Linked DNA regions of Homo sapiens: region 2 is linked to region 1. Evidence: read pairs that join two places in POLR2A ChIA-PET (ENCODE). Cell type or tissue: MCF 10A. All regions are shown on one strand. Each heading gives the region's core, and the rest is flanking DNA. Links, peaks and the distances in the headings are about the cores only. Region 1 overlaps HOXA3 (homeobox A3). Region 2 overlaps SKAP2 (src kinase associated phosphoprotein 2).

Region 1 (5,379 bases), core at 99-5,098:
CGGGGCCAAGTCGTGCTGCTAAATATTGCTGACCACTTTTTCTTTTATGGCTTTCATGTCACTTAGCTATTGAGAGTAAGATGGATTTGCGCGGAGCCCTCACCGCGCTGCGCTTCTCGCCCCACCAGGTCTGCGCGGGGCGGCCATTGGCGGCGGAGTGTCACGTGACCGCGGGGGCGTGCCAATGTGCGCCCTCACGGGTGTCAAACCCCTGTCAGAGTGTGCGATCAAGATCGTGAAACAACGCGATGCAAAAAGCGACCTACTACGACAGCTCGGCGATCTACGGTGGCTACCCCTACCAGGCAGCCAACGGGTTCGCTTATAATGCCAATCAGCAGCCGTACCCGGCGTCCGCCGCTTTGGGCGCCGACGGCGAGTACCACCGACCCGCCTGCTCCCTCCAGTCTCCCTCCAGCGCCGGGGGCCACCCCAAGGCACACGAACTGAGTGAGGCGTGCCTGCGCACCCTGAGCGCCCCACCTAGCCAGCCTCCAAGCCTGGGAGAGCCGCCCCTGCACCCGCCGCCGCCCCAGGCCGCGCCCCCTGCCCCACAGCCGCCTCAGCCCGCACCTCAGCCCCCTGCACCTACCCCTGCCGCGCCCCCGCCTCCCTCTTCTGCCTCCCCTCCTCAGAATGCCAGCAACAACCCTACCCCTGCCAACGCGGCCAAGAGCCCCCTGCTCAACTCACCCACAGTGGCCAAACAAATCTTCCCCTGGATGAAAGAGTCTCGACAAAACACAAAGCAGAAAACCAGCAGCTCCAGCTCAGGTAAAGGAGTGCCTTCTGGAAGAGGGTCCTCTGGCCTGGCTCCTGGTCCCCAAGCTACTGCCCACGACATCCAGCACAGCCTAGGAGCGATGGAGCATGTCTGGAATTCACTGCTCCCACACCACTGCCCACCAAAAAGGTTTTCATAGTCTTTGCAACTTAGGGAGGTGATAGGCCTCTGTAGGCTGGAAAACACCAGAGACCTGCTGGGAGTCCCTCTGGACTTCTCCAAGGGCAAGTAGGGTCTAGTGCAGTTGGAATCTCTTCTTGCTCCACTCTTGGAGTTAGGACCTCTGTGCAGAAACAACCTGAGCTCCACTGTCTATCTTTTTAGCACAGCTCTTCTAATGAAACAGTGACATCCTCCCCTTACTGAAATGTGGCAGAATAAAAACAGGCCTAATCACCCTCCAAGACAGAATCAATGCTTTGCCTATAATCAGAGCCAATTTTTGCTCCAGCAGATGGAGTGGCTGCCTTACCTCTGGGAAGACCCTACTCAGACTTAGTACAATGAAAGCAGCCAAAGATCTCCTGGGGGAGGGGGATGCAGACTTATCATCCTAATGGGAACCACATGGGCCTCCTGAAAGCGGGCTCCAGTAGAGGAAAGGCCCCAGGCTTTAGGCTTCCTAGCATTTTGGTTACCTTTGCCCCTGCCTTCTCCAGTTGCCAGTGCCCTGCTCTGAGCCTGAGCATCTGGGACTTCCAGAGCTAGGATCTGGGGGGCCAGGGAAGACAGAAGGGTACAAGATTAGTGGACAAAAGCTGGGGCTGGCTGCTTGATGACATAGGGAACCCTAAAGAATAGGACCTAGCATGAAGGGCCTAGGCCTCCCCACCAGAAATACCTTCAATGGGATCTCTTCTTTGGGCAGAGAAGGCCTTCCAGTTTGAGGTTTCCAGTCTGCCCATCTCCTCTGGGTAGAGAGAAAAAAGTGGCCAGTTGAAGCTACTGCCTAATTATTGTCAGACAGTGTGGGAGGGAAATGAGTGTGTACATTAGGTTTCCCACATTTCAGTTACTGTGAAGAGAATGGAGATGCTGAGACCGGCCCACAGGGAGGCTGTTGTCCGATAGGCCAAAGGGACCAGTAAATGAGTCAGAAAGTTAATAGCTCTAAACAGAAAATCCAGACCAGGAAGGCAAACCGGGGGTTCTACTTCTCTGTCCTTTCCCCCGAGAAGGCTGTGATTTGCTCCTTGGCTAAATGAGGGAGTATCACTGTTTTACCCACCAGGAGAGAGGATAGCACCTAGTTCCTACTTCTCTCTGGGACCTGACGGATGCAGGAACCTTTGGGGCCTGGTGGAAGGAGGGGCCGGGCTGGGTCAGGGGCTGGGCGGGGCCGCGGCAGCCCCTGACGCCGCTCTTCCTCTCTCTGTCCTCGCAGGCGAAAGCTGCGCTGGCGACAAGAGCCCGCCGGGGCAGGCTTCGTCCAAGCGCGCGCGCACGGCCTACACGAGCGCGCAGCTGGTGGAGCTGGAGAAAGAGTTCCACTTCAACCGCTACCTGTGCCGGCCGCGCCGGGTGGAGATGGCCAATCTGCTGAACCTCACTGAGCGCCAGATCAAGATCTGGTTCCAGAATCGCCGCATGAAGTACAAAAAGGATCAGAAGGGCAAGGGCATGCTAACGTCATCGGGGGGCCAGTCTCCAAGTCGCAGCCCCGTGCCCCCCGGAGCCGGTGGCTATCTGAACTCTATGCATTCGCTGGTCAACAGCGTCCCGTATGAGCCCCAGTCGCCCCCGCCCTTCTCCAAGCCCCCCCAGGGTACCTACGGGCTGCCCCCCGCCTCCTACCCTGCGTCCCTGCCCAGCTGCGCACCCCCGCCACCCCCACAGAAGCGCTACACGGCGGCAGGGGCGGGCGCAGGGGGCACCCCCGACTATGACCCGCACGCTCATGGCCTGCAGGGCAACGGCAGCTATGGGACCCCACACATACAGGGAAGCCCCGTCTTCGTGGGGGGCAGCTATGTGGAGCCCATGAGCAACTCCGGGCCAGCCCTCTTTGGTCTAACTCACCTCCCCCACGCTGCCTCGGGCGCCATGGACTATGGGGGTGCCGGGCCGCTGGGCAGCGGCCACCACCACGGGCCGGGGCCTGGGGAGCCGCACCCCACCTACACGGACCTTACCGGCCACCATCCTTCTCAGGGAAGAATTCAGGAAGCACCCAAGCTCACCCACCTGTGATAGTGGGCTTGGGGCTACGCGCCAGGAGAGTCTCCCCCCACCCACCTTTTTTCTTTGGTTGCTTTTTTTTTTTTTTTTTTTTAGGTTCTTCCTGCCCTTTCCTTCCTTCCTTTTCTCTCTTCTCCGCCCCGCACTCCGTTTCCCGGTTTCCCCCCTCGTTGGTAAGGCGTTTTTATAGTTTATGTGACGTAGCAATCTTGGTTGCTGGAATGGCTGTATCATAGCGATATTTATCTCTTCCTGCTCCTCGATAGGCCACTGGCCCTGCACCCTTTACCTTCTCCACTCTTTGATCAGAAACAGGGTATATGAACAAATTTTCTAGTCGAGTTTTCAATGTGAATTTGTTCTTACATTATGGCTCCCGAGGGGAAGCGATTACTTTTTTTAATTTTAAATTTTTTTTTTAATTGCACTTCTTGTAAAGAGTGAGAAAAAAAATCAAAGGCGCTTTGAAACAGGGGCTCTCTGTGCAAGGATGACTAAGTGTACGTCTTTCCGTGTGTGTATGCTGGTGAACAGTCAGATTTATTTATATTTTTTTGCAAGCATTGAATAATCTAAGTTTTAAATATTATTTATCCCCATCCGTTCGTATTTATATTAAAGAATTCTGTACCCTGATGGTTCAGAAGGGTTCTTGGGCCTTTTGTTCAATTGTGTATTGGCGTACTTAGAATTTTTTTTATTTGAAAGAGAAATATAATTCCTTTAAACGGTAACGATACAATAAAACCAGAGAAGATCCAGCTTTTGAAAACAGTGATTTAGGTTTGTAACATCCGGCAAAACTGAAAAAAAAAATCTGTAAACGCGAAAAATACTAGATTTGTTTTGAGAGTTCTTCATTCCTTGCTGCTCACATTCTGAGAAACAAAAAGAAATAAAGTTTTTATTCTGAATAATATCCGTGTTAAGAAGGGGTTCTTTGGCCGAAGACGTGGGTCTGCGTGGAATTCAGGCCGAGGCGAGCCGGCAGAGCAGGCCGGACGCAGCAGCCCTCTGGCTCCAGCATGGGGCCTGGCCAGGCTATTCGCCTGGAAGCTCGGCGAATTCTCAGGATGGCGGCTGGGGCTCCAGGCGGCTGCGGCAGCTCTGGTAACGCCGTGCGGCGGGCCAGCTGGGCTGCCCGGTTCCCAGCTGCTGCGGAGGCAGGCTGAGGGCGCAGGGGCTGCCGAGTGCTGTGCACGGAAGAAACAAAGACATCCCGGCCCAAGGCGCAGCGGGAGCGCACAGGTGCCCCGCGGCCCAGCCGGGGGATAACGCAGGGCGGTCTTCTGCTCCATGCTCTTCCTCGGGTCAAAGCGGACCAACTAACGCCTAAACCTCGGTATTAGCCAGCCGCGCAGAGGATGCCGAGCACTTTCCGGGAGCAATCGGACTCCTGGTCTCCTCCGGGGATGCTTCGCGGTCTGTTATCGCGTCAGGAGGAAAGAATTGCTCCAAAAATCTGCACGCGGAGCGAAACAGTTTGAAAGGGACTGAGGCTCACCCAGGTCTCCAGCAAACGGAGGACTGAACTGGGGAGAGTCACCCTGAGCCAGCCCTTCCCTGGACTGCCGGAATCCCAGCATTAGCTTCCTGCTGAATGTAGTATTTGGCATTCTCTGAATTTATTTCCTCTCCTTCCCCCACCCAGCTTTCTTTTTATGGCCCCAGGGGGAGGGGGAGAGAGCAAGGAGATCGGTATCTTTGTAATAAAACTGCAATTTTATAAATTTTTCATTTGATGTTGTAGGAGCTAAATATTACATTTCCACTCCTGGATTTAAGATAGGGCTGCTTACTGACTGGCTAGAAGAGGCAAAAGAAGGCACAGTAAAGGGAAATATTTTCATCTTCAGATTTAAGGATTCCTCGAGAAAGGAATCAAATTCAGAAAATGCAGACCTCAGACCTGCATCCCCATCATCACCCCCTTCAGAGCTAGAAGCGAGGAACTGCTTTCGTCTGGGGATCAGGAGCATCGGATGTGAGAAATAAATCCCTATTCTCCCTGGATTGTATCTTTCAGAGACAGAAGTGGAAAATGTCGCCATTTTGTTTGCAATCCAAAATATCCATCATCATGGCCTTTATCTTCCCCCTGTGAAGCTCCCTCAGATTATCCTTAGAAGCAGGCACTGGAGCCATTTCTGGGTACCTGCTGGGTCCCAACGAGCTGCTTTTAGAGAAACTCCTCATGGTTTAAGGAAAAGGCTCGGAGGATGCCAAGCCAGGCTGCTGTGGAGAGCTCAGTGTTTCTCTCACACCCAGAGGTGCTTTCCCCATATCTGTCCTAAGGCTGCTGATATATATATCCTTTTTAAAGGGTTTGGGCTATGGGAGAAATAGATTTCCTCTCCGCACCTCAACCTCTGCGCCAAAATATGGCGCACCTCAGAAATGCAGAGGCTGCAAAACCA
Region 2 (5,379 bases), core at 135-5,134, 250 kb after region 1:
AAGGCTACTCTAAAAAAAAAAAAAAAAAGACCATACCCAATCTCTGAATTTCTGGCATCCTTGAAAAATACCGATTCTTCCTACAGTCCCACACTCTTTCAAAAAAAACTTTGTCATAAAATAGTAACATGGATCAGTATTTTAAAAACATGTTTGGGGGCGTTAGAGGGCACTATGTAGAGTGTTTATTGCAGCCTTTTTTTTTTTTTTCTGAATTTTTATAAAACTGAAATGACCTTTTAAAGAAAAAAACTCTTGGGGGCAATTCATTGTTATTACTTCCAGTGATAGAAAATAGATTGTTTGTTTAAACTTGGATTGTATAATGAAAATATAAAATAGGCAATTAAATACTCATGGAAGAGGAAATCAAAGGCAAACATTGAGTGAAAATAACATTAAGCAGACTATTCCCCAGTCATTGGGCCAGTGATTCTTCCTATTGAGTCTGGTTGGAAGACGAATCAGCAGTAGGGATGTTGCTTCTTCCCTTATTCCACTTTCTTGCAAAAGTTACTGTAATGATCTCAGGGGAGCCAGTGATCTTTTCCATTTCAGCTAATATCGAAATATCCAAAGGTTGCTTGCTGTTCTGGGCACAAAATTTAAAGCTTTTAGAGCAACATGCTTCTTCATAAGTTTTGTTATTTTGAATTCACTTTAGAAGTCTGTGTCTAATTTGCACTGGTACTAGATTATGTCTCTATGTCCCCCACATCAAAATATAACTCAAAGAAAGAGAAGCTGTGACATTTGCTTTCATTTCATTTTCATACTTTTTTTTAACACATTAGTTGTTAATATAACTCAAGGAAAGGGAAGCTGTGACATTTGCTTTCATTTCATTTTGATACTTATTTTTTAATACATCAGTTGTTAATATAACTCAAGGAAAGAGAAGCTGTGACATTTGCTTTCATTTCATTTTGATACTTAAATTTTTAACACATTAGTCGTTAATAGACTTCAAACCATAAGCTATTTTTTTTAAATTATTACAGTATTCTTAATTATTTTACTTGTCATATTGACTTAGTGAAAAATTACCTGTACACATTTATTATGAATGTATAAAAGTTTAATTGGCTTTCCTCATTGGATCAAGATACTTTTGTAATCAAGAATTACAAACATTCTATCACATATACTAGGTTTTAAATGGTTAATTGTAAGTACAGTTGAAAGATTATTAGATTATTATACTACTTTGAACTATTTATACGTAATATTGTTTTGATGCTATACAAAGTAGTTAAGGAAAAAGAAAGTAAAACACAAATCCCTTCCATATGAAATAATCAATGATTTATAGCCATGCCTACTTAAACATCTTTAATGATATCCTCCATATTAGATATTTCAAAATGAGGTGTGAAATTCTGAAAATAAAATTAAAATTGCACAGTATTTCATGAATAATAAGAATGGAACTAGTATAAAAATTAAACCTGTAAGGACTTGTTGGAATTTTACACTAGAGAGACCCAGACAGCACCGTAATTTAGAAGTTTACTAAAATTAAAAAAAGAGGCTATGAGGGAATGTTACATGAAGCCACAGAAATCTTGTTTCTTGGTGACTATATTTTTATATAGTGGAAGAACTTATGTTTGTACTTCTTCCTTAAGAAATATTTCAGGTGGTAATACCAAGGCAAGAAGCAAGAGCTCACAAAACTACACAGCTGGTTATCTTTTTTATTTGAGGGTAGTCAGAATGAGTGTGTAGGTAGGAAGAAGGAGGGCTTGATTTGGGAATCTTGGCTAGAAAAGTGGATTTACTTTTTCCTTTAAAGCATTACATGTTGGATATACCTGAAAATTGATTATACTAGGGAAAACAGACCCTTGCCAGAGACATTAGCTTGTATTGACATAATAATATGAATGACATTTTCACACAGGAACTTACAAAATACTAGAAAATGATATTAACACATGCTTAAAAGCTTGGTGCTTGCTTCCATATAAAGAATTTGTTTTATGGGGCACCATAGTTTATTAAAACTTGGTGTGTGCTTCTTCCTTGTTTAATGATGCCAAACATCCAAATAGTATTTGCTGTGGTAAGCATAAGTAGAACTTACAAATTTTATTAGCTAAGTGGTGATCAGATTTGTTCAACTTAGTATTTGAAACACACTTCAACTGTTATGCTTTGGAATGATAAATAACTATAACAAATTGTACAGGTATTAACACTTATATGTAGAAACAATCATTGTCCTATTTATCTTCACAAAACCTTTATTTCTTATAATTTGTATCCTGTTTCTTATATTGCATGGTTTAGATGTTGAAACATTTGTAGCAGATATACTGAAAGGAGAAAATTTATCCAAGAAAGCAAAGGAAAAGAGAGAATCCCTTATTAAGAAGATAAAAGATGTAAAGTCTATGTAAGTCACTTACCTTTTGTTTACTGATTTCTTACATAGAAGCAGTTTTGTAACTAACATTTTAATAAGAAATCGATTATTATGGAGTTAAATTTTTCATGTTCCAGTTTAACTGATGTTAAGTATTTTTGAAGGGCAAAAAATATATTTCCACTATATAGTTTTTAAACACAGATATGCTTATCATAGTACCCTTCTTGATTATGTATTTTTCTGAGCATTCTAGCAGAGTTCAGCTGTTTATTTTGATTATCTGAGGGTATATTTGGTTTAAATGATAAGACAAAGGTGGATTGAGGACTTTAATATACAGAAAATACCTGACACTGAAGAAAGAGAATTCTTTTGTTACTACTTTAAATGAATAAATGTAATATATTTACATGTCATAAGTATTAAAGATATATCCTCATTTTACTACTGTACTTAGATCCTTAAAAATTATTTTATTTAAAATTTTTAAGCATTTTGGAATTGTCATTTCAGGACAGGAATTAGTTTTTTTCTAATGTATATCTAGGTGTGTATTTTTAATATAGATTTTGGATTTTAATTATTGTTACTGATTAGACCTTGTTTTGATTTTTCAACCTCATTTAAAAATATGTTCTTTGTTTTGTAGCTATCTTCAGGAATTTCAAGACAAAGGTAAGTTTTCATGTTTGGCAAACTTGAAAATTTTTTTCCTCTGTGGAAATTTTCAATAGGATAATCTAACACATACTGAAATTTGATAGTTGGAATTAAAATTTAGATTTCCGTAATGTGTACTTAGACCTTCAAGATGAGAGTGCTAGCTCCCCCTGCTGAGAAGAAAATTAAAAAGTATATCCAGAATTTACTCTGCACAGTCTTCTGATGCGGAAATCTTAGGCATTTAACATTCTTAGGTTTTGTGTTTCTTAGAGTACATTGTGGCAGAAATTTGTTAGGAAAGGTAAAAACGTGCAATTACACGTGGAATAACTTGGTGAAGCAGAGGTGAGATACTAACCCACTGCCATTTAACACTGCAGAGATTATTTTATAGTGGTGGTGGGAGAAGGTCCTGTGGCTGAGTGCTCACAGGTAATGTTTTTGAAGGATATTTTGAAAACAGTGTAAATTTTTGTTTGAGAACAAACAATAAAATCTTTTTCAAGTGAAAGTTTTTATTTTCCTTGTGGTTATTTTGATATGAATACATAGGGGCCATAGACATTTTTTAAAGAAGGGAATTCAGTTTCATTTTTTTTTGAAATATGTGAGAATGCTGATAACCTGATTGTCTCCCTCTAGATTTGAGAGACAGCTGCTTAGCAGACTGAAAACCAGATCAGGAAAGGTATAGGAACTTCCTACTACTTTATATATTCAATTCTTTAGGGGAAACTGGGTGTGGCCCTTACTTCCATGATACTTATTCATAGGTTATGATGTACAGCTTGTGGATGCTGGTGTGAGGGTTACAATATGAGGTTAGTTAACCTCCATGGAGCTAGGTTCTGGGTTTGAGGAAGACACACAGTATGGCATCTTCTAACTGAAGCTAGCAGATCCCAGAGTAAATCATATTTGTGCCAACTGGTAAGTGAGAAGGTGGTAACAGTTTCAATAAACAAAGAACTTAACCAGACAAACCTAAAATCAATTAAAAGGAAGTCACAGTTTATTTTCCCATTAGATCATCAAGATTGGTATGATTGAAGGGAATGAGAAGAGATTTTTTTTTCATATTAAGATTTTTAACACTTAAATAAAGAAATGAGCAGGAAACTATTCCCTGTAAGTACCCAGTTTTTTTTGTGCTCTACAAGAAATCCTAAACTATGGGTTTAATTATGCTACATTTTGTTTAGACGAATGTATAAATGAATTTATGCATTTTAATTACGATAACTTTTATTATGTAGTATACTTTATGGAAGAATATTAGATATCAGATTCTGCCTCTCTTAAAAGGCATATTATTTCCAGTGATTATCGAACTTGCATTGTGCTTTGTGGCTTAATTATTTGTACATTTAAAATTTTTAAGCTAAAAAAGCATGATATGAAGTAATTGTGTAATTGCATATGGATCAGTAATAGTTGGGAAGCTTTCCCTTTGGTATTTTGTTTTAGAATTCGTTCAGGTGTGTGGATATTAAAATTACATTACTGAGATACATTCTTTGTCTCTAAAGAGAATGGAAATTTATATGGTATTTGATAGAAATTGAAAAATGAGCATAAAATGGAGTTCAAATAGCATAGAATTTAGAGATTGCTCATAATCATTTTCCTCTGAATAAGTCATTTGTAGTTCAATACTGCTGTATTGAGTTAACTAATCACAAAGAGTGCCTGTTCAGAAGTAAGCCTGTAGATGAATTAGATGTATACCTTGGAGAAATATGAGCTGAGTACTTTTATGCCATTGTGTACTCAAAGTATATTCAGCTTTGTTCTAAAAAGACTATTCCTGTACTTTGTTAGGCATAGTAAAGGGTACAGACCTAATAGTTGCAAAGTAATTATTCAATATATAGTACATCTTTTTTAAAAATAGGAATTTATTTTCAGGTCTCTACATTGAGTAAATTCAATTCTAAGTACGTTTTGGTGGTGCTGCCTTTTCTCCACCTTACATTTTCCCTTTGAGGTTTTGGATTATCTTTATCCAAGAAGGTCTGGGCAGAAGTCCTTTTGGCTGCTTTCCCGTCCTTTCTCTTCCCTCTTGTCTCTCTCTCTAGTCAATGTAGGGTCACATTGTGAACATAACCTTTTTCCTCCTTTCTACCTTTACACCCTTATTTTATTTACATATATGCATATATGTATTTTAAATGACAGTTAAGTATCATTTTGATGTCACTATTGGGGGGGTAAAAAGGACCAGGTAGAGAGTTCTTAAATAAAAAGAGTTAATTCAGATTTATTCATATCTAATAAGTCGGTTATTAATTTCTCTAAGGCACACAGATGTGTATCATCCTTCCTTACTTCCCTCACAAATCCTT

Evidence for each region. ChIA-PET counts read pairs that join two places held together with the same protein. Peaks named below come from ENCODE experiments on the same cell type or tissue, not always from the same donor. Only the 100,000 strongest peaks of a DNase experiment are listed, where the experiment ranks them.
Region 2: POLR2A ChIA-PET joins it to region 1 with 17 read pairs; 16 of 35 experiments call an interaction of 5 or more read pairs at or near these places.

The regions. Positions count from the first base shown.
Region 1 is chr7:27,105,510-27,110,888 of GRCh38, reverse strand. HOXA3 (homeobox A3) reads left to right here. Exons shown (of 6, transcript NM_153631.3): 5 at 129-774; 6 at 2,169-3,879. The coding sequence starts at 249. The coding sequence ends at 2,974. Among named protein-coding and RNA genes, the nearest start is that of HOXA2, 5.5 kb to the right of the region's middle. In MCF 10A, for the core only: no CTCF peak of the experiment used is centred there; DNase peaks (open chromatin) are centred at 1,978 and 2,048.
Region 2 is chr7:26,851,804-26,857,182 of GRCh38, reverse strand. It overlaps SKAP2 (src kinase associated phosphoprotein 2), which reads left to right. Exons shown (of 13, transcript NM_003930.5): 2 at 2,293-2,398; 3 at 3,021-3,046. The region is part of intron 2 of LOC124901606 (a long non-coding RNA gene); the gene reads right to left. Among named protein-coding and RNA genes, the nearest start is that of SKAP2, 10 kb to the left of the region's middle. In MCF 10A, for the core only: a CTCF peak has its summit at 3,223 (motif pointing left); DNase peaks (open chromatin) are centred at 462 and 3,202.